3 separate regions of the Mus musculus genome follow, and regions 1 and 2 are each linked to region 3. A link is a loop called in an ENCODE intact Hi-C map of the cell type or tissue named here. Cell type or tissue: left cerebral cortex. All regions are shown on one strand.

What was found. A loop is a pair of places that touch in the nucleus more often than their neighbours do. Peaks named below come from ENCODE experiments on the same cell type or tissue, not always from the same donor. Only the 100,000 strongest peaks of a DNase experiment are listed, where the experiment ranks them.
Region 1: a loop joins it to region 3, with 4 times the contacts of the local background. A loop is called at or near these places in 10 of 42 quality-filtered maps.
Region 2: it touches region 3 in a loop (5-fold over the local background); 4 of 42 quality-filtered maps call a loop at or near these places.

Annotation. Positions count from the first base shown.
Region 1 is chr14:49,233,347-49,241,346 of GRCm38, forward strand. It overlaps ccdc198 (coiled-coil domain containing 198), which reads right to left. Exons shown (of 7, transcript NM_025956.4): 4 at 2,534-2,620; 5 at 1,117-1,218. Among named protein-coding and RNA genes, the nearest start is that of ccdc198, 8.1 kb to the right of the region's middle. In left cerebral cortex, CTCF peaks have their summits at 1,664 (motif pointing left) and 4,999 (motif pointing right); DNase peaks (open chromatin) are centred at 1,643 and 5,016.
Region 2 is chr14:49,719,217-49,727,216 of GRCm38, forward strand. All of the region lies in intron 5 of Armh4 (armadillo-like helical domain containing 4), which reads right to left. Gm36146 (a long non-coding RNA gene) reads left to right here. Exons shown (of 2, transcript XR_383420.3): 1 at 1-3,827. Among named protein-coding and RNA genes, the nearest start is that of Gm36146, 4.8 kb to the left of the region's middle. In left cerebral cortex, a CTCF peak has its summit at 4,682; DNase peaks (open chromatin) are centred at 3,105, 3,325, 3,664 and 4,653.
Region 3 is chr14:49,521,136-49,529,135 of GRCm38, forward strand. Slc35f4 (solute carrier family 35, member F4) reads right to left here and starts at 4,702. Exons shown (of 8, transcript NM_029238.2): 1 at 4,376-4,702. The coding sequence starts at 4,478. In left cerebral cortex, a CTCF peak has its summit at 4,774; DNase peaks (open chromatin) are centred at 2,058, 3,119, 3,907 and 4,658; H3K4me3 peaks cover 2,467 bases; H3K27ac peaks cover 1,896 bases.

The DNA.
Region 1 (8,000 bases), 290 kb before region 3:
CATATCCCTACCCCAATCCTTATGCTGGTTTGTAGGTGGCTCACTTTCAGGATAGAGGAAAACTACTGTCACAGGAGGAGGCTAGTTCTCCCTAGAAAGAGCTAGAAAGGCTGCTTGCCTGCCTTGGCTTGCTCTTGCCCCCTGACCCCTCACTCTCAAGAACATTGTCACCTTCTGCGTTCCTTGCTTGTGCTGTGTTGTATCATCAGTGTCTCAGTCTTAGCTCTTTCCGCCTCTGGATCGACGAGCAGTATCTCTATTGTCTTTGTCAATTAACACATTTTGGTATTCTCTTATAGCAGCAGAAAAGGAAACAGGGTTTCACTCCGTAGCTCAGGCTGTCCTGAAACTTTCTATGTAACCCAGGCTGGCCTAGACCTTGTGGCACTCCTCCTGCACAGCCCCACAAGCATGGGGTACAAGCATGCTCAGTACCAAGTGTTTCTCTATAGAAAATTCTGCAGCATGGATTACAGGGAGAGGCCTGTGTATCAGACTATACACTGACTTCTTTTCCCTCTCTAAGTAAACCAAGAAACTAGTATTATTGATTTACCTTATTTTCTGGCTGCAACCAGAGGGTCCAAGGCAGCTTGTTTTAAAAAAGAAGACATAAGCTAGGCTTTGTGATTCATATCTTTAATCCCAACAATGAGGAAGCAGGAGGCTATCTTGGCCTACAGAGTGAGTTCCAGGTCAGCCAGAACTATGTAATGAGACCTTATGTCAAAAACAAAACAAAGAGACAAAGACAAAGGGACACCCAAGGGACCAGTGAGATGGCTCAGTGATTAAGGGAGCTTGCTGCCAAGTCTGACAATCTGAGTTCGAGACCCAGAACCCATATGGTGGAAGAAAATAAAACCTACTACAAAAAGTTGGCCTCTGGCCCCCAGACACGCACTGTAGCACATGTGTGTGCCCTGTGCTCCCACAAAATAAGGAAATAAATGTTTAGAACATTAAAAGAGATCAAGGCTGGGAGCAAAGGTCATCTTCCTGTTTCTTCCAGTTTGGGCAGTGGCAGCTTCTGCTCCAGTGCCGAGTAGAGATTGGCCTTGGTGGGACAGTGATGGTGCCCTCCATATTTGGTAAATGCGACCCTCTTCTCATTACCTCTTGTCTTTTATGGTTCATCTCTAGCATTTTCATCTTATGCAAATATTGTCTTTTCCCAGAAGTGTACATAGGAAGTTGAATTTTCTTCTCATTTTCCTGCTGTGAAAGATGACATGTTTATTAGTTTGGGGTCATTGTTGTTGACTGCCACAATCTACAGCCTTCAATCCTTCTTGGAGCAGGAGATCTTAATCCATTGTAATCCATGGTGTTCTCCTGTCATGATAAAGCTATACTGGTGTGTGTCCCTGACAAGTCCTTTGTATAGCTGTCTGAATGAAGTGGCAATCTGCTGTGTATCTAGTTGTATTTTAAAGGTTCTTGCAGAGTGTTGAAAGCCTGAATGTAAGGCCTTGACAATTTCATTTTGATAATCTCACTTCGACAATGTACCATTTCTCCCCCAACAGATGCTTGTAATATCTCTCTAGAAGAGTGGCTGGGTTTGATGAGACCTTCCTTCCCTTTCTCTTCCTGTGTCTTCTACCATTGAATGGACAGCTGTGACGTGAGAAGAGCACCCCCTAGTGGCCCTGTGGAACTTATTTCTCTACAGTTTGTTTTCATATTCTAATATAAGTACAGGGAGCACAGCAGTTAAGGGAGGCTTTGAAATGACTACTGATGAGTCTGCTGCTCTCCCTTTAGTTTGTCATGAAATTCAGTGGCAGAGGTGGCTATTGAGGGTAAGCAGGGGTGAATGTATTTTCATTTGTCACCTACTGTTGCCCAGAGGTAAAGAACAGAACTGGCGACAACCCTTTGTGCTGCCCTGTGGACAGTGTGTTGCATGGTGCAGAAACATAGAGGGAGGCTGCCGCAGCTGCCAGCACGTTAAGCACGGACTTGAGGACCTGTAGCATGCGGGTGACCCTTAACCTCACCCAGCAGTGACTGGCTGGCTCCGGAATGAGTCAGGACAAGGTTTGAAAAGGACCCCTACAAACAGCTTTCGTTTTTTTACTCTGCAGGGCAAAGCTGACTGAAGCCCTTCCCTGAGGTTACATTTTGATAGAGGTTGGTGGCACAGAAGTCAGGAATAACTTCTGGAGAAGCTCTCCCTGGGTTTTGAGAGATCGTTTTTTTAAACCCAGGAGGAGTGAAGGGAAGAGCTGTGCTGGCTTCCCCCAGCACAGATGAAAACTTGTAGAACCACCAGTTTCCACGCAAGATTCCCTTTTCATCTACATGGCTCTCTTTTCTCCACAAAGCAGACGGAGCCTGGCCTCACCCGAGGGTGGAGGGCACTTGCCAGTTGCAAGCAGGCATAAGCAAGCACTGATGCTTTTCATTCTACCTGCCAAGGACTGAACAGTCTGCGTTGGCTTTGAACTCCTGTGTGAAGGGGAAACTTGAAAAGAGCGACTCTCCCAGTCTCACCCACTTCCCCCAGTCTACAACCGCCCCAGCTCACCTTTGTGTTGGACTTTGTTCTGCCTTCTTGATGGCACAGAAGCCTTTCAGAGGTAATTGCTTGTGGCAGGTCAATGGGTTCAAGCTTCTAGAAGTCCAAAATTTAGAGTGTTCAGCATCCCTCACACCATGAGACGATGAAACACAAAAGCAGGTACATTAAACTACCCGAGCATTGTGTGAAAGCGGCACTTCCTCCTGGGCACACACAGGGAAGGTCATACCCAGTGTCACCACTGTCGTCTGTGGGAAGGGCTTTTTGACCTACAGGGTTCTTTATTGTTCTAGCTCAGTGTCTTCAGTGAGTTATTAATCAAAATCTTGGTCAGGGATTGAGGGATCGTGTTTAAAGTTACCAAATAGCTGGGGTCTTAGACTAGTAGAGATGAAAGAGACTGGAGACACACCTGATCTTCCCTTAACCACCCAGTGCTGTCCCAGTCCTTAGGGAGGTCTCTGGGGGAAGTTCCTTCAGTAATCATGGGTGACAAGGCATGCTTAAGAGAAAAGTACAAACTGGGCTGGCAAGATGGTTCAGTGGTTAAGAGCACTGACTGCTCTTCTGAAGGTCCTGAGTTCAAATCCCAGCAACCACATGGTGGCTCACAACCATCCATAATGAGACCTGATGCCCTCTTCTGGAATGTCTGAAGACAGCTACAGTGTACTTACATATAATAAATAAATAAATCTTTAAAAAAAAGAGAGAAAAGTACAAACTGCTAACAAATGGTAGGGTCATTTTTTTTTTTTTTAAGCAGGGAGTAAGGTTTATGGAAGACATTTATTGGAGCTTAAAAGGTTCACTGAAACTGAGCAGGAGTTTATCCGTGGGCCTGTCTAAGTTTCTCCTTGCCCCCAGTGTGTGTGTGTGTGTGTGTGTGTGTGTATACGTGTGCGCACACACACATCACTGCATATACCTGTAGAGACTAAGGGTTGATGTCAGATGTTATTCTACAGCTCTCAACCTTACTTTTTGTTTTTGAGACAAGGTCTCTCACTGATCTTGTAACTGTTTCCACTAAATGGCTGGGCTGGGCACCCCTGGGAACATCTGTTTTTACACAAAGCCCCTCCAATCCCAGTCTGCTGGCTTTACAGATGTGCCTGTCATTACAGATGTGCCTGTCATCACTGAATTCTTTCAGACTGGGCTTTTTAGTTTTTCGGGTGTTGAGTAACCAGTCTGGTCCTCATCCCTGCACAGCAAGCACCTTATCCACTGAGCCATCGCCCCAGCCCACTGCCCAGCCTTCCTTCTCCACAAAAGAGTTTGGACTCTACAAAGTTGAGCATGGAAGACAAAGCTTGTCTCCTCACATCGACATGCAGAGGGTGTCTGCAGAGTTTATTCACTCAGGGAGACAGAGCTGAGCTCTTTGCATCCAGGAAGTCTCTGAGGTGAGAACGGTCTGCCTGCCCTAGTCTCAGCAGAGAAGCATCCTCAGCCGCCTTAGTCATAATCACTGGTGACTATTAGACACATTTCCCATGCGGTCGGACCTTGGAACTTAACCTAGTAAAGAAGCCATGAGCGGTGACTAAGAGAAGCTGTTTGTTCCCCCCACTCTTAGCATTTCAGGGCATGAAGATGCTAGTTCTGGATACAGCAGTTGATTGTGCCAGAATGCTGGAGGGAGAGACCAAGAGTGGGGGACCCTTCCAGACACCTGTGGGAAGAAGAATCTATGACAGCCAGGGGCTTGGTTAAATGGGAGAACAGAAAAGTTTGTGTCTCCTCTGCATGGGTGAGTCTTAAGGATGTGTCTATTCGTGAGACTGAATGGCTGTGTAGCCATCATTTCTTACTGTATGCACGAGGAAATGTACCATCATATGTCGTTCTTTGGAAGACCTTATAAATTCTAAGGGTCCCATTTTAGAAAGGCTGACGATTTGTCCAGGTTTGCCCAACTGGAAAGTGGCATCACTAGGACTCAAGCTCAGATGTGTACCATATATCAAACCATGTTCTTCACCTCATAGTTTGCTTCCTGGAAGGCTGATTCTCAGAATGCCCTTGCATTTCAAAACAAAGTCTCCAGGCACTTCACCGGGGCTGGAGATTTTCCAGGCTTGCGTTATGTCTTGTAAGTAGAAAGTTTTCAGAACTCCCCCAGAGATGCTGAAGATTTCTTTAAAGGTTGGGGTGTGGAATGATCCCACATTGCTACTAATGACTGAAGGAACCACATCCAAGGAGACTGTAGATGATCTGTGTGTATAGTGTGGACACTGAGTTGGAATAAACCAAAATATTTGGGTCATTTAAAAAAGTACTCTTTGGGCCAGGCTTCTGGTTTGATAGTATGGTTGTCTGAGCCCCTTTCCTTTGTCCTTAGCCGTCTATTTAGGTTCACATTTCTGATCAAGGCTAAATGGTAGCTATTGTTAAGAGCCCTCTAGGCATCTACTTTCTGAAAAAGGAACCTGAAGAACCACACGTTCTCTTTGCCAAGCCACTAGATGGCAGCAAGCGGCAGTGCCAACAAGCTTCCACCTGCACAGAACTATACAGGGAAGCAATACAGGGAAACAGTTGGGCAAACTGGCTTCATGTAAATATGCCAGCCCAGTGAATCCTGGACACACGCACATGCACACACACACACACGCACACACGCACACGCGCACGCGCACGCACACCTCCCTTCCCCTACAGAGGAAGGCAGTTGCTTCTCTTCATCCTTTGCAGAAGAATCACACCAGAAGGAGTTGTTTAGGGGAACGGTAGGGTGGTACTTTTTCATTTTTTTAACATTAGGAAATATATTTGCCTAAAGGTTTCTGAATGACCTGACTCGTCAACACATGATCAATATCATCAGCTGGAATATGTGCTAGGGCTTCGGGACCGGAGGATCAATCAACCAAGTACCACCAACCTCTGCACTTGGTGACAATCACTGACTTAGGAGAGGCTGGTTTTGTTTATTAAAAGACAAGGAAGGTGGGTCAGAGCAACTTCAAGAAAATGTAGCATGTGTTTGGCACAGTGACCTAACATGTCTCTTAAAATTCTGGGAAGTGAAGAAAGTGACACTATGCCAGCTTTAGGGAGATGATCATGGAGACAACTTAAGGCCCAAGAAGGATTTCTGATTTACAGTGCAGTTGTTTGTTCAGAGGAGCTATCCATGAAACCCCTGAACCCCACCCCACCCCCCAAAAAAGGTTTACATGACATGATTTGGCTTTAGTACAAGATAAATATTTCTCTAGATCAGAAAACAGAAATGCACATATTTGTGAGAAGCCGATCCATAAGACACTTAGGCCAGGTAAGAAGTTATTTATATTCAGGAAAGGAGATCGGGAAATGCTCCATAAAAGATCCAGGCTCACAATTTTAAATTAAGGCTCAGTTCTCTTTAATGCTGCTTATTATGGAAGAGCTACAGGGCTGAAGTTGAACAGAGCAGCAGAGCATGTTGTTTTAGCATGTAAGAGGCCATGTGTTCATTGCCCAGTACTGAAGTAAAATAAATGTATCTGGGGATGAGTAGGTGGCTCGGCAGATAACGCTCACCATCAAAGTGTGAGCCCTACTACTTGGGAGGTAGAAATGGGATGCCCAGGATAAATGGGCTAAACTTTGAATTGGTGAACTCCAGGTTCAGCCAGAGGCTCTGTGTAAGTAAATAAAGTAGAGGGTGATTAAAGAAGCTAGCTGACATCAGCTTCTAGCCAGCACACACACACACACACACACACACACACACACACACACACACACACACACACACACACACACACTGTAAACACATACTGAAAGCTGGAAGATTCATTTCACAGGACTTAGCATAAGATTAAATACAAAGAAGATAAGACCCCGCAACAATAAATTCAAAAGCTTGCTTTGGTGATTTCTAAGAAACACTCAGAAAGAATAAGATACTCAAACCAACCCAGACCTATTAATTAAGCTAGTAGGAAAAATTATCACTTTCCTTAAAAGTCCAAGAGTCTAAAAATGTTTTTTACTAAATGTTAGGGAACTAGAGCAATTCTGTGTTGCTATAATAAATGTTTTGGAAAAGAAGGGTGTGAAATCTCAATTTTCCAAGAATAATTCAATCTTGATGGCAAAGCTGATATAAAACTGTGTTGGAAAAGTGTAGGTCTGTCTCCTTCATTAAGGCAGATACACAGTCGAAGGAAATGCAGTTCAGCAATGTATGTGTGCACTTATCTCACGACCAAGTTGAGTTTATGCCAGAAACGCACCATGGCTCACCATTATAAACTCTAGACTGTATTAGCTGGAGAAAAGAAAACCCAGAGAATTGTTTATTTTTGTGTGGGTAGGCATTTCTCTGTGTGTGGGTATGTGTGATTGTTTTAATAGATGGGGAAAAAATCCGATAAAATTTAACACTAAAGGAAACCGATAAAACTTAGTCTAAAGGAAAACTCCTGAACTTGAACGACGTTGTGCCAGGTGGCCTTTCTTCCTACCGGCTTGACAGCAGTCTTCTGCCTGTCCCATGCAGCAGCTTCCCTGCCATCCTATTGGGTGCAGCCACTGAGGAGATGACAATGAGGTTAGGTATTTGGGCTATCGGGTGAACATGTCTCTCAGTGGAAGGCCACTCTTACCCTCAGTGCAGCTTCCTTTACCTGACTCTATCCTTCCAGGCTCTAGAAATCTCTCCCCTTGCCTTGGCCCAGAGCTGGTTACCTGTCTGCTGCCTCTAACACTTTCTGCACTATCTTTGACTGTTTCTCTTCTGTGCAAGGAGGGTTGCAAAAGAAAGTTCCCTGAATTACTAAAATCTCAGTGTGCCATCCATTTCCTTTGGGGGCTTTGGTGCCAGTGGGTATCAAAATCCTACTGCGTATATTATATATGTTCAGTATCCCTTACTTGAGTTTCTTGGGACCAGTAGTGTTTCAAATTTGGAATTTTATTTCTGCTTTTCAAATATTTGCATGTATATAATGAGATATCTTGGGATTGGGACTCAAGTCTGGACACAGTTTGTTTCATGTGTTTGCTAGGCACAGTAGCTGAAGGTAATTTTACACAATATTTTCAATGTTTCTGCTTTTTGGCTGCAGGTTTGGAATTTTTCCTCCCGTGGTAATGTCAGTGATCAGATAAAAAATGGATTTTGGAGCACTTTGGATTTCACATGTTAGAATTAGGGAATCTTAAGTATAGTATCAATATCTTAGTGTGTGTGGGGTGAGGATGGGGTCATGAGAGAGAAGGTCTGAGGGAATCAGGACTGTTGGGATGGGGGTTGCAATGGCTAATAGGTTGTTCAGGGTAGGCCTTATAAGGATGCTGAAATTTGAAAAAAAAAAAAAAAACAATCTCTGGAAATCAAAGAATTATCCTGCTAGACTACGTGAGTCAATATGCAGGGGTGGGGGTGTCGAAGATGTTAGTAAGAAGACAGTCCTGTTAGGCTGCCTGATTGGAGGAGAAGATGGGCAGGATAGAGGGGGTGCTGCTGATC
Region 2 (8,000 bases), 200 kb after region 3:
AGGATTGTAAAATGTAAGAATAGAAAAGACCTTGGGTGCTATTCTCTCAGTTCTGATCCATCCACAGTTAAAGGCACGTTGCAGTATTTTTGAAGCATCTTTGTCCAAGGAACCTCAATTGATTTGCATTTATTAACCAATCAGCCTGCCAATCCCTAAATGCCTTTGGCCTTTGGATACCTGCAGGCTGTTATAACAGGCTTGTCTCTTCAGTAGGCTCATTGTTTGAAGAAGTGAAGGAATAGCTCACAGCAAATAAAACCCCTGCATCTATGTCCCATGAGAAGTATCATGAAGAAGTACTGAGACAGAGAACCTGAGATGATTGGTCAGGGTGCACTTGCAGTTTGCTAGGAAGAGACAGAGACCAACCATCATCCCATAGCTTCTTCCACATGAACAAAGCTGAGATGGGCTGTTTTACTTTGGACAATATCATAATGTAAATCTCTGGTTGAACTAGAGTCAGAACCCACACTCCTAAGTCACTCCTAGAGTGTCATAAACCCCCCTCATCCATGTGGGGTTCTCTAGTCTGGATTCCAAGGAAAGGGTGATCTTTCACTCATTCTCACCTATCCTCCCCTTGCCCTGTAGCAACAGACCATATGTCTTGTCACACAAGGCCCAGTTGTGCAAGTGTCCTTGTCATTTGCTCTTAGATGTGGTCCTGACTCAAACTTATTGCCAGTGACCTGTAATTGCAGGGCCCAGTCATTGTGGAAGTGGTCATGCTTTCATCACACTCTCCCTTTCTCATGGATGACAGCTCAGATGCCAAGGCACCCTAATAAATAGCCAAACAAAACATAAGAAGGAACCTGAATCCTGAATGACCAGTGAATCAAAACCCTCTACTTCTCTGGGCCCTACCTTGGGCCTTTATACTATAAGGATCCCAAATCAATATAGTATGCATTCAATACAGTACAAGCTAAGAGAGGCTAAGTATTATTTGAGAGTTAGGGCAAGAGGCAGATGCTGCTCAGTGTTGGAAGGATCACTCTCCATTAAATCTTTGAGCAAACTCGGTGTTTCCTACATGAGAGGAAATAGAAGCAAATATTTCACTGGGCACATCAGGTGCAGACAATTTATTAAGCAATTTACATTCACATTATATTACATAATCCTCACAACTCTAGATTGCTGCCTTTCATTTACCTACAAGAAACTCAAGGCTTAGAGGGATGAATTAATCAAGTCATATAATCAATTAATTTTGAGTGGAATTATCTGCATTTATCTGCTTATAGGCACACTTTCCTAGAGAAGGAGAAACAGGGAGAGGGAGAGACAAGAGACGAGAGACAGAGAAAAGAGACAAGAGACAGTGTGTGTGTGTGTGTGTGTGTGTGTGTTGAGGGATCAAATTAACGAAGGAAATGTGATAGCCTAGGTGTTGTGACTAGAACACTGGCCCATGAGACAAAAGACCTGGAAGTTTCACAGGTAATAACACTTGCATGGTACTAGGCTTCTCAAAGCATATATGGCCTCTGGAGTCAACAACAATCATGGGCAGGAGAGATGGCTCAGTGGGTAATGACAATTGCTTTGCAACCATGAGGACTAGAGGCAATGTACTCCTATCATTCCAGTCTGGGTAGAGGGGCAGAAAAAGAAGAATCACTAGGGTTTGCTGGCCACCAAGCTTGGTCCAGACACAGTGAAAGATTCTGTCTCAAAGACCTAAGGCAAAATGTAATAGAATAGTCACATGCATATACCACACATATATACACAAACATATACAAGACACAGTTCTAATAGCTTATAGCATGCATACAAAGAGACAGCTGACATTTACTCACTGCACCTAACCAGCCACTTTTACTCTCAAAACAACCATAAGGGAGACAGTATTAAGGAATTAAGGATTAATCTGGCAAAGGACAATTTAGCACAATGGTCAAAGATATCAGCTAAAATAATGTCAGTGCACCCCAAACTCAAAGGCATGAAGCCCCAGTATGTCATAGGCTAATTACCCTTAATTCTGCATAGATATAGTTCTTCATTTTCCTCCAGCAAAGGACGACAGGATGAAAAGGTAGGAAAATCCATTCCTTTTTACCACTGTATTTCATGACTTACTATTAAAACAGTAGGGAAACAAGGGTTTCACCCATAGACTACTGGAAGAAAAAAGGAAGCCTTGCCTTAGGACAGCACCTAAGAACACATGAAAGGCATTCAGAGAAGCAGAGGACCTCTTTAAACACTGAGCAATGTTCCAAACAAAAGGCAGGAAGTGTACAGTTTAAAGTCAAACAGAGTCAATTTTATAGACATGGAAAAAGGGGCGATTGATGTAAGAGATAATCAGAGGAGAAGCATGCTAGCATAAGTCAAGGCTGAGCAGCTCAGGGACAGAAGAGGGCTGCATAAAATATTTAAAGGGCCTTTCTGATGTTCTGTTTATCCCAGGGCACTTATAAATCCAGGAGGTCATACTCTCAATGGACCTGCTGTGGACTGGGTGCTGACCCACTTTGACAAATATGTTGTCCAACCCAAGGCAGAAATATGGCCTGTGCAAAGGACCCCTGGTGAGGATGCTAAATCTCTGATTTTGAAGTCACCATGTATGACCAGCCATTTACATTAAGCAAGCAGTCCTGTGGTTTAGGGAATAGAGAGTCAAAATGTATTCTCTGTAGCAGCCTACGTATACTATTGGAAATAGCTCAACCAAAGCTTAACATCAATCATCTCAAAAGTACCCTAAAACACCAATTCTCACTGCATCACTCAGCAAAAGTATGCCACTGAAAACTCTCTGAAGCAGTAACTCTCTCTGCACAAGGCATTTATGGAGAATTAATGAACAGCTGTAGTCTATGGACTGTGAGCAGAACAAGAAATATTAATGCATGGCAAAGTTTTATACTCTGGCTTTTTTTCCCCCAAAGATAGTGATCATTTGATGTGCATAGAACACAAAGCCCTTTGCTCCCTGGTTTGTCTAGCCGACTCTCCAATGACTGCACCTCCAGCTTTAAAGCTATTGGAAAGTACATAACAGGATCTGTCAGAAAGGGTGTTTAAGTTTTAGGTCATGCTGTGAGCCTACGGAACACGAAGTGAGATTGAGAGACTAAAACATAAAGCCACCTACACCCTAGGAAAGGGTGAACTATCCTCACTATCTTCACATGGAGTGGACTGGAGCATAGTCTATTTTAATCAGTATTGGATGTATTTTTGAATCTTACTAGCAGGCTCATGATTTAATCCTTCTAACCACTTTAGTTGAGCTGTAGTGTACTCAGTTTTTCATTTGTCTGCCTACATGAAAAAGGCACTAACTCATCTCTGTAGAATAAAGAAGGCAGTACAGTCTACAGCAGTGACTCAGCTTTGCTGCTGTTGCCTCATGACCCTGTCATAATGGAAAATACCTTAGATCCTTAAATGCAACAGCCCTAGCCCACCTCCTTCTTGGGACAATTGTCACTAAATGAAGCCAAGGATGAACCTTTGATGTTTCCCATTGCTCGGTTTATTGTAACATTAGAACCAGTCAATTAGGGTTTTATTGCTTTTTGTTTATGTGTGAGAATCAAAGTGATGGCCTAGAACATACGAGGTAAACACTCTTCTACTAAATTAAACCCTCATCCTGGAGCCAACCACTTCTGAAACTGAGTGGTTGCCTGGTATCATTCCTATGTCTAGTTACCTTGCCCTCCCTTCCAATGGCAGAACCTACTCAGCTGCTGTCCTCTGTGGAGGATGTATCTGAGAGCTGTGACAGAAGGCAAAACGATGGAGAGCTGTGAGCAGAGATTGGAGAGCATCAGTCATGACTAAAGCTCGATCTGGTAAGGCTTTTTTTTTTTTTTTTTTTTTTTTTTTTAGCTTCCTAGGAACTGGCCCCAACCTCAAAACCTGCTCTGGGGGCAGCTGGGCTCTGCTTCATAATGCACTTCAGGTAGCTGACTCCCTGTGACATTGTGAAATACACCAAGAGCACAGATTAAATGATAGTCTTTGCCTGGGAATAGGTCATGATTCAAATCCAACTTCAGGTGAGCCCTTTGTTTAATTGAGCCTATTTACCTCTCCAAAAGTCAGCTTATTCCTATTTTACCAACCAATTGTTTAAAACAATCTGAGGCTCAAAAAGGTTAATTTATTCAAAATTACTCACTTGATAAAGCTAAGAACTGTTAAAATTCTATATTTGGACAACCCATTAGCTACAAAGCATTCCAAGAGATCTTTACTAAAAGAACAGCCAGGGCCAGGGAGGATAACAAGCCTGCAACAGAACAGAGGGAACAAAGTGGCCATCATGGTCCAGGGACTGCAGCCAGGAGATAAAAGAACTATGTGAGGCAATATTACAACGAAAATGAGCTGATGTAAGCCATGTTCCAGGCACTATGAGTGTGTTAGCCTTGCTAACTTCTAAAGATGGATCCATGGTATTAATAAACACAAACTAAGGTACTCGAATTTTAAATAATTCATCTGAGTTCCTTCAACAAGGAAGGACTTGATCTTAGCAATAAGGATGCTGGAGCCAGTCCTTCCTCAAAGATCCTGAAGACCCCAGAAAGAGCAGTTTTAGTGGAGTGATGTAATCTAGCCAATTTACAGACTGTGTGGTAGAAAGGGAGAGAGAGCAGAGGCTCAAAGTGGGTGCATTGCTCCCCCAAGTTGTCAGAGCAAAGCACTGCAAGGTAAGAGATAGGAAACCATGGAAATTGATTTTTGCAAATCAGGAGACACCCATTTCCAAATCAAGGCGTTGTCAGTGCCTCTCACCACCCAGAGCCTTCAAGGAAGGATTGCTGTGGCTCGTCCCATGTTCTGGAACTACCAGGCAAACCTTAACTTCTGGTAAAAAAAAAAAAATCTAGACAGCCCCAGTCTTCAAAGGCCTCTTTGTCCAAATGCCCCTTGGTTTGTACAGACACTAGCCACACTAGATGAAGATCTTTCCTATGATTTTTCTTAATTGAAAAAAAATCTACAAACACTCTAGTTAAAATAAGTTCAAATAATCAAAAAACTGAGACTTGGGAGTTGAATATACTTTCTAGGGTGAGGGGGCATAATTTAAGCCATCACAGGCAGAATGGGTTCTAGGGGGAGGGTATTTTAAAGATGAAGATGGGAGAGACAATTTATATCTCTCTTAAAATAACATTTCATTAAGGATCAGTAGAGAGGTCACAGTTCTTTCTAAATAAGCAGAACATTTGATTATCTTCATCCCAAGCAAAGCTTGCCAGGCCAAGCATAAAATTTTAGTATTCTGTTTTGATTCAGTGAGTTGGAGACGGACACAGCCTCATTGCTTTAGCCAAGAACATTGTGGTACTAACATCCATCACCGCTCTCCCACTCATGTCTGCTCTAGTCAATAAAGAGACAAAATCAATGCCCATGTCAAGCTGCACAGTTAACTCTCAATCCCAAAGCCTGGCAGAGGCAAGCAGTTGTGCAAACAAATAGAAGTGAGCAACACAAACTTTCTACAAGCTGCAATCGACTTGGTGTTTGGTTGATAGATAATTTTCTTGAGCAGATTAAATAACTTCTTCGATACCATGGAGACACAGTGGTGGAAACAAGAATCTTGAAAGTAGCCAGCACGGCAAGAGTAAGTCAAGAATTACCCATGCTTACTTAGTAACATGAGTTATAAATGGGGCAGCCATCCCAGATATTGGCATTGAAATTTTGCCTTAAACAGTTCAGCAAATATTGGCTTTCATGTAATGAAATTGTCTTGATAATTATTCATTCATTTGTTTCTCCTGAAATGCTCCTTTAATTGTTACCTAGCCCTCACAGATTGGTTAGTATAGCATCACAAACATAAACATTTAGCTAGACTCTAAGTGGAAACACCTGCAGGCATGAGCAGGCAATAGTTACTAATGTGTGTCTAATGTGCTAAGACACAAGTGTCACCATAAACATTCTCAAAGACTTCATTCACTACAGAATTCAACACAGAATTGTATTTGGTTGAAGAGGAAGACAAAATTTTCAAAGACCAAGAACTAAGAATCCCCTTAAAATAAACACAACTCCTTCTATACATCAAGAGTGCTCTATTTCAATAAGCAAGTTTATGACTGTCATTTATGTCAAGTATATTGATATTATGAAAAACTTTTAAAAAAATCTTCTTTAGTGGGAATTAAATAGTCATAAGAGACAGATGGACAGAGGGAACTGGGTGGGAGAGGAGAAGAGAAGAGGATGGGGATGTGGTCAGGATCAGGTGTTGGGAGAGTCAGGAGGGATGGCCAGATGGCCATGAGAATGAATAGAAATCTGCAACTGACTTGGGGGGAAGTAGGAGGCATCTTCAGGAAAAGACAGAGAACTAGAATAAGGGAGGTCCCAAAGAACCAATGGGGATATTCTTAGCTGTGACTCACAGCATTGGGGATATGGAAATTGAAGAGGCCACCTTCTGTAGCCAGGCAGAAACCCCAATGGAATGATAGGGACACCAACCCACTCACAAAACTTTTGACCCCAAATTATCCTGTCTAAAAGAAACTCAGGGACAGGGGATGGAGCAGAGACTGAGGGAATGGCCAATCAATAACCAGCCCAACTTCAGACTTATCCCATGGTCAAGCACCAATCCCTGACACAACTCTGTTATTCTTGCAGACAGGACTAGCAAGGATGGCCTCTGCTCCACCTAGTAGCTGATTCAGATAGATGGAGACACCCACACAGTGTATGGAGCTTGGGGTCTCTTATGGAAGATAAGAGGGAAAGCTTGTGGGCCTCATAGGGAATAGGAACACCAGAAGAAGACAAATAGAGTAAATTAACCTGAACCTTTCAGGCTTTCAGAGACTGGACCACCAAACCAAAGAACATTCATGGCTGGACCTAGGCCTTCCCAAACATATGAAGCAGATGTGCAGCTTGGCCTCCATGTGGGTCCCAAACAACTAGAGCGGGGACTACCCCCAAAGCTGTTGCCTGTCTATGGGATATGTTCCTCTAGCTGGGCTGCCTTGTCTGCCTCAGTTGGCGAGGATGTGCCCAGCCTCGCAGTGACTTGATGTGCCAGGGTGGGAGGATACTCTCCAGGGGCTGGGGGGCAAGGGGGGCACCTACTCAGTGGGGAAGGGGAGGAGAGACGGGGAAGGATTGTGGAAGGGGTGACCAGGAGGGAGGCAGTGAGTGGAATGTAAAATGATTAAATAAATAAATTAACAAAATAAATGAATACAGTTGCAGTTCATTATTATGAGGCTATTGAAATCCAAATGTGACTTTTTTTTGACCTGTATTCTTTTTTTGTTTTGTTTTGTCTATATACCCAAAGACCTGTAGACCCATAATCACAAATGGTGTAATTTTGGTCTTATCTGCTAGCTTCTTTATGGTTTCTTATCCAAATCTCAAATAAATAATGTTACTTTTTTCTCTTAAAAAAAGGAAAAACTCCTTCTTTATAATTCCCACTAGAGTATATAAAGCATTCAAGAACTAATAAGAATTCAAGAATTTATCAAACTTTGTTTTAATAGTTTACCTATTATGTTATGTGATATTGTGCTGTGCTAGGTGTTAATGTCATGTTTTCTTTTTTGGTAATAATAATTAAGAGTAATTCAGAACAAGACCAGACAAATCAACTGTTGATCAAGTAAAGTAGTATTGTTTCATATTTAACAAAAAAGAAAAATAAAAGCCCAAGACACTTTTTGTTAGCCAGAGTACTATTTGCCGTTGCAATTGAGTGAAGTAGTGGTGGGATATTCATGTCAGGGTCCAATGATGGATGTCAACTCTGAAGGAGCACAGCTATGCCCAATCTTCTGTAAGCAGGCACAGCTGAACCTTGGTGGTGGCAGCTATTATGTTCAGAGGACAGGGCAGCACGGAGTCAGACCTAATGAAGGCAGCACCGCATGTACAACCATGTACCAGTTATGGGATATTCTGCCTTAATTTCAGGTGGCCTTGAGGTTTTAAGGGCTAGAATGAATATGTAGTTCTGCCTC
Region 3 (8,000 bases):
TCTCCACTCTTACGCAGCTGATGGTTTTGCTTTCACCCAGGAGAAAACTAAAGCAATCAGAAGAGATTTTCAAAACACTTTTTGCCATTTCAGTGATCCAGAGCCTAATTCACATCTTTGACCTCTGTATATTCCTTTAAAAATAATGTAATTGCTGTATTCTCTCTCTCTCCAACATCACTAATTTGTGTCTCTTAAGTCATTTGTCTTGGCCTGCAAATGTGCTATTTACTTCAAGCTCATCTTTACCTACTGCCTTCATTTTTTCTGTTCCCTTTGCACAAAATAATCCTTGAAGAACCTATATTTACAGTTTCCAGTTTCCTCTGTTAAGTGTCTTTTATATGTAGTCTAGTGCATGTGATTGCATCCACCATCTCTTGTCTACAGTCTCATCAAGTCTCCATGGCCTTCCTTTGTCATGCGCACAGTCAGTTGTCAGCTTCATTATACTTGTCATTTTGAAGCACCAGGCTCCTCTAACCATTCCTCCTGAAGCATCATTGGTTTCTGCTGTATTTCACTCTCCTAAGTTACCCCCTACCTCCCCTGGAAGTGTGTGTTGGTCTCCTTGAATGGTTTCTATTTTTCCACCCAACCTCTAAATGTCATAGTGCTCCTGGGTTCTGTCCTTGTACCTCACCTCTTCTCTATATACACTTACTCTTTGGAGATTTCAACCAATCTCAGGCATTATACACTATTTAAATGCTAGAAAATCCCAAATGCTTCTCCAATCAGGCATCTTGGAACTCCAAACTTATTCTGCTTCTCCAACATACCAAGTATATCTAAAATGGTCTCCATCATTGATGCTTCCCACACTTCTGCTCATGACAACTTAAGCTTAGTCAAACCCTAAAACATAACCATAACTTTTGTTCTAACTTTTCTTACCAGTAACACATATAGTACACCAGGAGACTCTACTGGTTCTAACATCAAATGTGCCAGAGTCTGAACACTTACTTCCACCTCCAATGCTGTCTCTCCAGCCACCATCACCTCTCACCTAGGTTACCAAAATAATGCACTGGTGTGATTAATACTTTTGAAAAGCAAGCCAAGTTATCTTATTCCTCTTTCAAGACTCAAGCAAAGCTATCCATGCCATTCAGAGAGCATTACAAAAGACTGACAAGAGCCTATAAGGTCTTTTTTTTTTCTCCCAATTCCCTCTCCCCAGGAACTTCTCTCCATCTACTCTTCCAGTTGTTGTTCACTAGACTCTATTGTACAAGGCCTTCTTCCTGCTCATGTCACCCAGGTACATATCACTGGATGATAGCACTACCTGGAATGTCTCCCTCCTGATGTGCACATGGTTAATTCCTTCATATTTTCCACATCCTTGCTAAATGCTCCTATTTAGCATGGTGACACTACTTTGCCTCCCATAATTTTTACTCTTTTATCCTGTTTTCAGTCTTTAAAAAATCACCTTGACATATACAGGAATATTTATATGGTTATGTTCTGGTTCCTCCTCCATGAGAATTAAAATTCCAAAAATGAAAACTCTTTCTCATGTCTTTTTCAGACACATTCCTTACAGGAAAGAATTTCTCAATTAACAACTGATGAGGCAATGAGTCTTTCTCTACCTGGTCTCAGATAACTCAAGGTTACCCAGTATATTTTGGTCAGCCTTTACCCTGTTCTGCATATGCACATGCCTGTGTGTGTTTGTGTGTTTGATAAACTGCTCATTAAATCAAACTGTTATAATGGATCAGTGGCTCATAAAATACCTTAATTTTTAAATATTTGATTACATTTCTTTATTTCTTCAGCCTATCAGAGTTTGTTCTGGATGAGATACAAGTTGACAAATAGGATAGATTAACAAGCGGATCGATCTTGACATACTTTCACAAAACGGAGTATCCATCCATCTTCAAAGGGCAAACAGCATAGATCTCTAGAGAGTACCCCGTCCTGCAGATCTCACATGGGATGAGTCAGGAAGGGGGGAAGTAACCTCGTCTTCTCATATCTGCTATCCTTGCTGTAGCCTTTTCCTAAATAGATTCCTCCAGACTTGCCACAAGCTGTTGCTCAGTCCTGGTAGCAGCTAAATCAATTGACCATATTGTACTGGTTTGCTTCAATGTGTTTGTTTACTAGTTAAAGCCTGCATCAAGGGCAGGATTATTTCATGGTGTTTGGTTTCCTGGCCCTCTTCCAGCTCTCTCTCTCTCTCTCTCTCTCTCTCTCTCTCTCTCTCTCTCTCTCTCTCTCTCTCTCTCCCCACCCCCTCTCTGTATGTAAAATGACAATGGCTCTCTTGGTCTGAAATAGTGTACATACATTCTGAGAATTAATTTGACTACCCTGAGCTCTCTGTTCTGAGACTTGCTGTCTTTATAGTTTGAACCATGTGTCCTGAATTTAGGCAAATGCCCACCACTAATAACATGCCCAAAGCATTTTTATCCCTTTTCTGCTTCCAGTTACAGCCCGTTTTTGCCCTGTTATTGTCTTGCAAATGGAACATGTGCAGCTCTTTGTGCAAGTACAAAAATAAAATATGAACATGTTCTTATCTAAAATGCCACTTTCCCAGTATTCTTTCTGGGTTGCTCTTCATTAACCGAAGTACCATTGTCACGAAAATTATAATACCCTGCAATTTTAGAAAGAAGTTCTACATTCTCTTGACCACCCAAATGCCTGGTTTCTAGTTAAAATATTCAGAGGTGACATTCAAGTAATTTCTACAAGATCTAGTGAAGATTACAGTTCACATATCTAGGGTTAAAGAAGTCACCTAGTGCCAATAGGATAAAGAAAGAAAGAAAAAAAAAAAGAAAAAGAAAAACAACTACAAAAACTGAGCGTGTAGTAAAAAGATTTCAAAGAATGTTCCACAGCATGTGATTTTCCTTCCAGAAACTCTAACACTATATAATTACTTTTGTAAGGAAAATGAATAATGTAAGCGTCTACTGCTAGAAACAACTAGGCAGAAACATCTGAAGTAGATAGGCCTTTCTTGAGAGCAGATGAAATATTAAGCTGGAAAATATCTGTAGAATGGCCCACAGGACAGTGCTCTTGGTTTATTATTCAATGGAGAGACAGCACAGCCCTGGATGAAGTTACATTGGAAATGAAGTGCTTTCTCATCTATGTGTCAAGATTTGTGTGGGTCTTCTGCTTCACACAGAGCCTGTGATATTGATGGCATCCCAAACTGTCAAGGATAAATACCAATCAGGATGCATCTAAGGAGCGTCTGGTTAAAAATAACACCAGTTAAGAGCCTTCTTTTGCAACAGAAATGCTGTGATAAAGAAAACTGAAATTCCACCTGCATGGAAATTAAAGCATAGCTACTCTCCTAGTTCAGATTAAGGAATCAAACAAACGAACAAACAACAACAAACCAAAAAAATAAAAAAAATAATAAAAAAACCAAACCAAACAGGCTTCACTTTGGTGCTTAGCAGAACTAATCCTAGCAGATACAGTGGGGGGTTTGTGTGTCAGGGAAACAGAATGTGGAGACTAGAAACATAGAGACCCTCACTGCATCCCCAGCAACACGGTGTGTGTGTGTGTGTGTGTGTGTGTGTGTGTGTGTGTGTGTGTGTGTGTGTGTGTGTGTGTGTAGGAAGCGGTAGTGGATGAAACTGCTTCCAAAACCTGAGAGCAACTATGCAGACTGGCGTAATCTAGCCAGAATAAAGCTGAAATCCAGCAGCTCAGAGGTGGCCGCGTTGTGTGGAGGGTGTAGGTAGCTCCGCAATTCAGCCACTTAAGCAGGTTCTTTTCACTGCTCAGGGGGTAGAGAACCTTCTAAGGATGTTTTATCATGAACAATTATCGTGCTGGCAACATTTCAACAACCCCTGGTGAACAAGCTGACCCACCCAGCCAGTCTAACCTCAACCAACTAATGTCCCCCACAGTCTTCATCCCCAGCGTGGGGTAAGCACCCTGACACAGAGTCAAGCTTTCTGAGTGGGTATCCCAAGGGCTGATGGTCAGCTAGTGGAACAGCCATGTTAGCATCCTCCAGGCATAAATCAGCCTCCGGTAGGCTGACCGACGACAATCAGGAGCGCTTGCCCTGTCCTCTACACGCCTCTACCTCCAAGACTGAGACTGTCCCCAAACTCCTGGGTTCAAGCGCCCAGCCCCAATGGCTGCCTCGAGGTTCAGCACCGAGGACAGCGGACATCGGACATACTTTACTCCCTGAGGTCCTGGAGGCCAGGGCAGTGTTTGTGAGGGAGCAGACAATGCTGCAGGTGTCCCACCGCGCGCCTTCTGGCACCGCACCCCTGCCCCCTGTCTCCCTGTGCCCCTGTGCTCCTGAGCTCCCATCTCCCACCCGCAGTTCGCTCAGGACCGCCTCGCGGCGTCTTACTTTTCTGGCTGGAGTAACCCGGGTAATAGCCATAGTAGCCAGTAATCCGCAGGATCCGGTCCTCGATGGTGGCCACCCCGTTGGGGGCCGCCTTGACATCCATAGAGAACGCGGGGCGGCGGCTCCCGGAGCCGCGGGGCGTAGAGCAAAGCGCGGGGCCCGGGAGCTACTGCAGGTACCGCCGCCGCCGCCGCCGCCGCTGGTGCTGATGTTGCAGCTCGTGCTCCCGCGCCCCAGCTCTGATTCCACCGCTGGGCGCAGCTCTGGCTTCGCATCACAGCGGCGGCGGCAACGGCAGCGGCAGCGGAGCGGCCCCCACTCTGGCCGGCCTTTCTGTCAGCCTGGCAGCTCACCCGCCCGCCACCAGCTCACTGCTGCCCGAACAGCGCCCCCTCACCTCCGACGCCCACCCAGGTCTGGGACGCTTGTGGGCGCCCCACCTGGTCTCTGACTTTCACCGTTAACCCTTGTGCCAAAAGTAGACACCCCCAAGCCCACTTGAGGGAAGGACGGTGGCTAGATGCTCAAGGTGAACTGCTGTGGGTGGGAGACACTCACACAGAACTAGGGGTTAGCAATTCAAAAGATGCACACTGCAGTTTAGCACTTCTACCCTGCATTCGTTCCAGGCTCCTGCCCATTCCACCTTGGGTGTATGGATATGGAAAGCATTCACAGGCATTACTCGTTGCAACTTGTCTAGACATCCAAGGATCCTTTTTCTCCTTTTACCAACTGAGAAGGAGGAGGAGGAGGAAGAGGAGGAGGAGGGGAGGAGGAGGAGGAGGAAGAGGAGGAGGAGGAGGAGGAGGAGGAGGAGGAGGAGGAGGAGGAGGAGAAGAAGAAGAAGAAGAAGAAGAAGAAGAAGAAGAAGAAGAAGAAGAAGGAAGAAGAAGAAGAAGAAGAAGAAGAAGAAGGAGGAGAAGAGGAAGAAGAAGAGGAGAAGAAGAAGAAGAAGAAGAAGAAGAAGAAGAAGAAGAAGAAGAAGAAGAAGAAGAAGAAGAAGAAGAAGAAGAAGAAGAAGAAGAAGAAGAAGAATCTCGATCAGGTGGTGTGTGGATTATAATTACCCTAGTGAATGCAGAGATTTTAAGAGTTTAAGTCCTGTGTCTGATAGTCTACATGGGACCCCTACCTTCCAATAAACACAACAAAGGGTAGGACCATACATCTGAGCACAGCATATTCATTTGTCTAATTCTAAATATCCCACAATCTAAGAAAAAATATTTTCTTCTTTATTGTAAAACACATAAGAAGTAAGGGCTTTCAAACTGTATCTGAGCATACGAGCTATTGCCAAAGTCCAAAGACCAAAGAGAAACACTTTTTTTTCCTTTTGTTTTTTGTTTTGTTTTGTTTTTTGTTTTTTTTGTTTTGTTTTGTTTTTGTTTTTGTTTTTTTTTGTTTTTTTGTTTTTTTTTTCTGGAGACAGGGTTTCTCTGTGTAGCCCTGGCTGTCCTGGAACTCTCTCTGTAGACCAAGCTGGCCTCAAACTCAGAAATCAGCCTGCCTCTGTCTCCCAAGTGCTGGGATTAAAGCGTCACCACTGCCCGGCTACAGAAAGACTTATTATCTATGCAGAACATTCTAGAAGCTCTGTGATCAGGGTGAGCAGCCTTCACACCAATATGGCCCTTCTGAGTTGATGAGAAGTCCTAGAGTTAGCTGAATGCAAGGAGCAAAGGCTACCTTGTTCATAGATTTCAGTCCCTGTCTCTTAAGAAGTAATCCTCCAATCTCCATCGCAGAAGGGAAAATGAGAGGAGAGGGAAGGCCTTTATCAGCTGAGTAGAGGTCAGCTCCACCTTTCCTCAAGAAGTGTTTGACTTCCTGCCGATATTCACATTTCTAAAATTCATGAGGTGTGGGGGAGCAGAAATCAAGGTTGGTTTCTCAGTCCCTGCCCAAGGCTGCCCAGCATTTTTTCATTGTGTTATGGGCCCTTAAGAGAAAAAAAAAAAAAAAAAAAAAAGAAAAGAAAAGAAAAAAGGCAAGCTTTTGTCCTAAGATGAAATGGGCTTAAGTGGATAAAAATGCAGTATTAAATTTCACAGCGTGTTGATCATCTTTATTCAGACACAAAGCTCTACAAGGCATCTCGAGAAGAGACTGAATTTCATATGGTTGTGGCTGTGAACAGAGTCCTTAAAGAAACCAATTTCCAGCTGCACCCACCTGTTTACTGTTAGAGGCGAGAAAGGAGCTAATACACCAGACAGAGCCAAAGGGCTCTGTGACACTGAAGCAATGGGGGGAAAAGCTAAATATGTAAAGCTAAAAAGGAAGGATTATGTCCATCCCCACCCCAAAGTAATCTGTAGCTTGTTTGTGTTCGTCTTACTACTTGAATAGCAAATCATATATAGAATCCATTCATTGCACACAGAAAGGTATGTCAGTCACATTCATTTAAGATATTCCCTTTGTTTTCACATTTCTATAAAACATAAATTTCCCATATTTCATCTAGTATATATGTTATAACAGCACACACTAACATGTACATTTAATAAAAGAGAAATTGAGACATAAAAAGGCATCAAAAGTAACAGACATGTTAATATATAGAACTTGAAAGGAAACTGATTTTGTTCTATTAGTGCTTATAGTATTTATAGTCTGACTTAGAAATAAACTTTTAAATAGGAGAACAACTACAGATGTCTTTAATTATCTGTAAAAGGACAACTGAAATAATTAACAACAAGTTTGTTCAATGGAGGGAACTGAAAGTCATACACACACACACACACATACTGCTAGTAATAAGGTCTCACTTGCTTACAAATATAATAGTGGCTTTTAGCTTTCAGATATTCTTCTGGGCATTCTTTTAAAATTATAGAAATTATATGGAGGGAGGAATTTTAAAGCATTTTATTTGCTTGTGTGCTAAATCACTTTCCATAAGCAAAACAGATATTCATTTTTACAAAATTGCCCAAATCTCTTCTGAAAGAATTACAGACAGTTGTAATTCAACAAATGAAGATCAAAATACCTCATATTTCTCATGCTTATCCTTCACATAGCTTCTCTAGTCATTATAAATCATTATTCAATTTAAAAAATTCTCAACACCTTTTACAAAGATTTTTAAAATTATGTAAACATATGTGGAGGTGGGTATGTGTGAGTGAGAGTGCAGGTGGGGCCAGAGGTCAAAAAGCAGTATCTGATTGCATGAAACAGGAATTATAGTTGCAAACTTCTGACACAAAATCTTAGTCCTTTAGAAGAGCAGAAAATGCTTTTAATCATGGAGCTGTCTCTCTAGCTCCTGTCTGCTACATATTAGTCACATCTTCAAGGCACTTAACTGTGATTCTGAGTTTTGATATCTGGGACATATTTAATTTAGTGATCTGGTAGCTTAGATATGTATGCTAATTGGCTATAAAAAGCTATCTATGTTAGTAAAATTTATCAGATCATCTGGAAAGTAGTTCATGTGATCACGCACAATCACATGTGTACAAACACTGCACAGTAGTTAATGTGATGGGTATATCACACAATCACATGTACACATGCACTGATAAAAGGGGTGCAAATTGCTCCTCACTTTACTGAGAAATTGATGTAGTGTGACTTTTTTCTTTAGCTAAAAGTAAGTACTGTT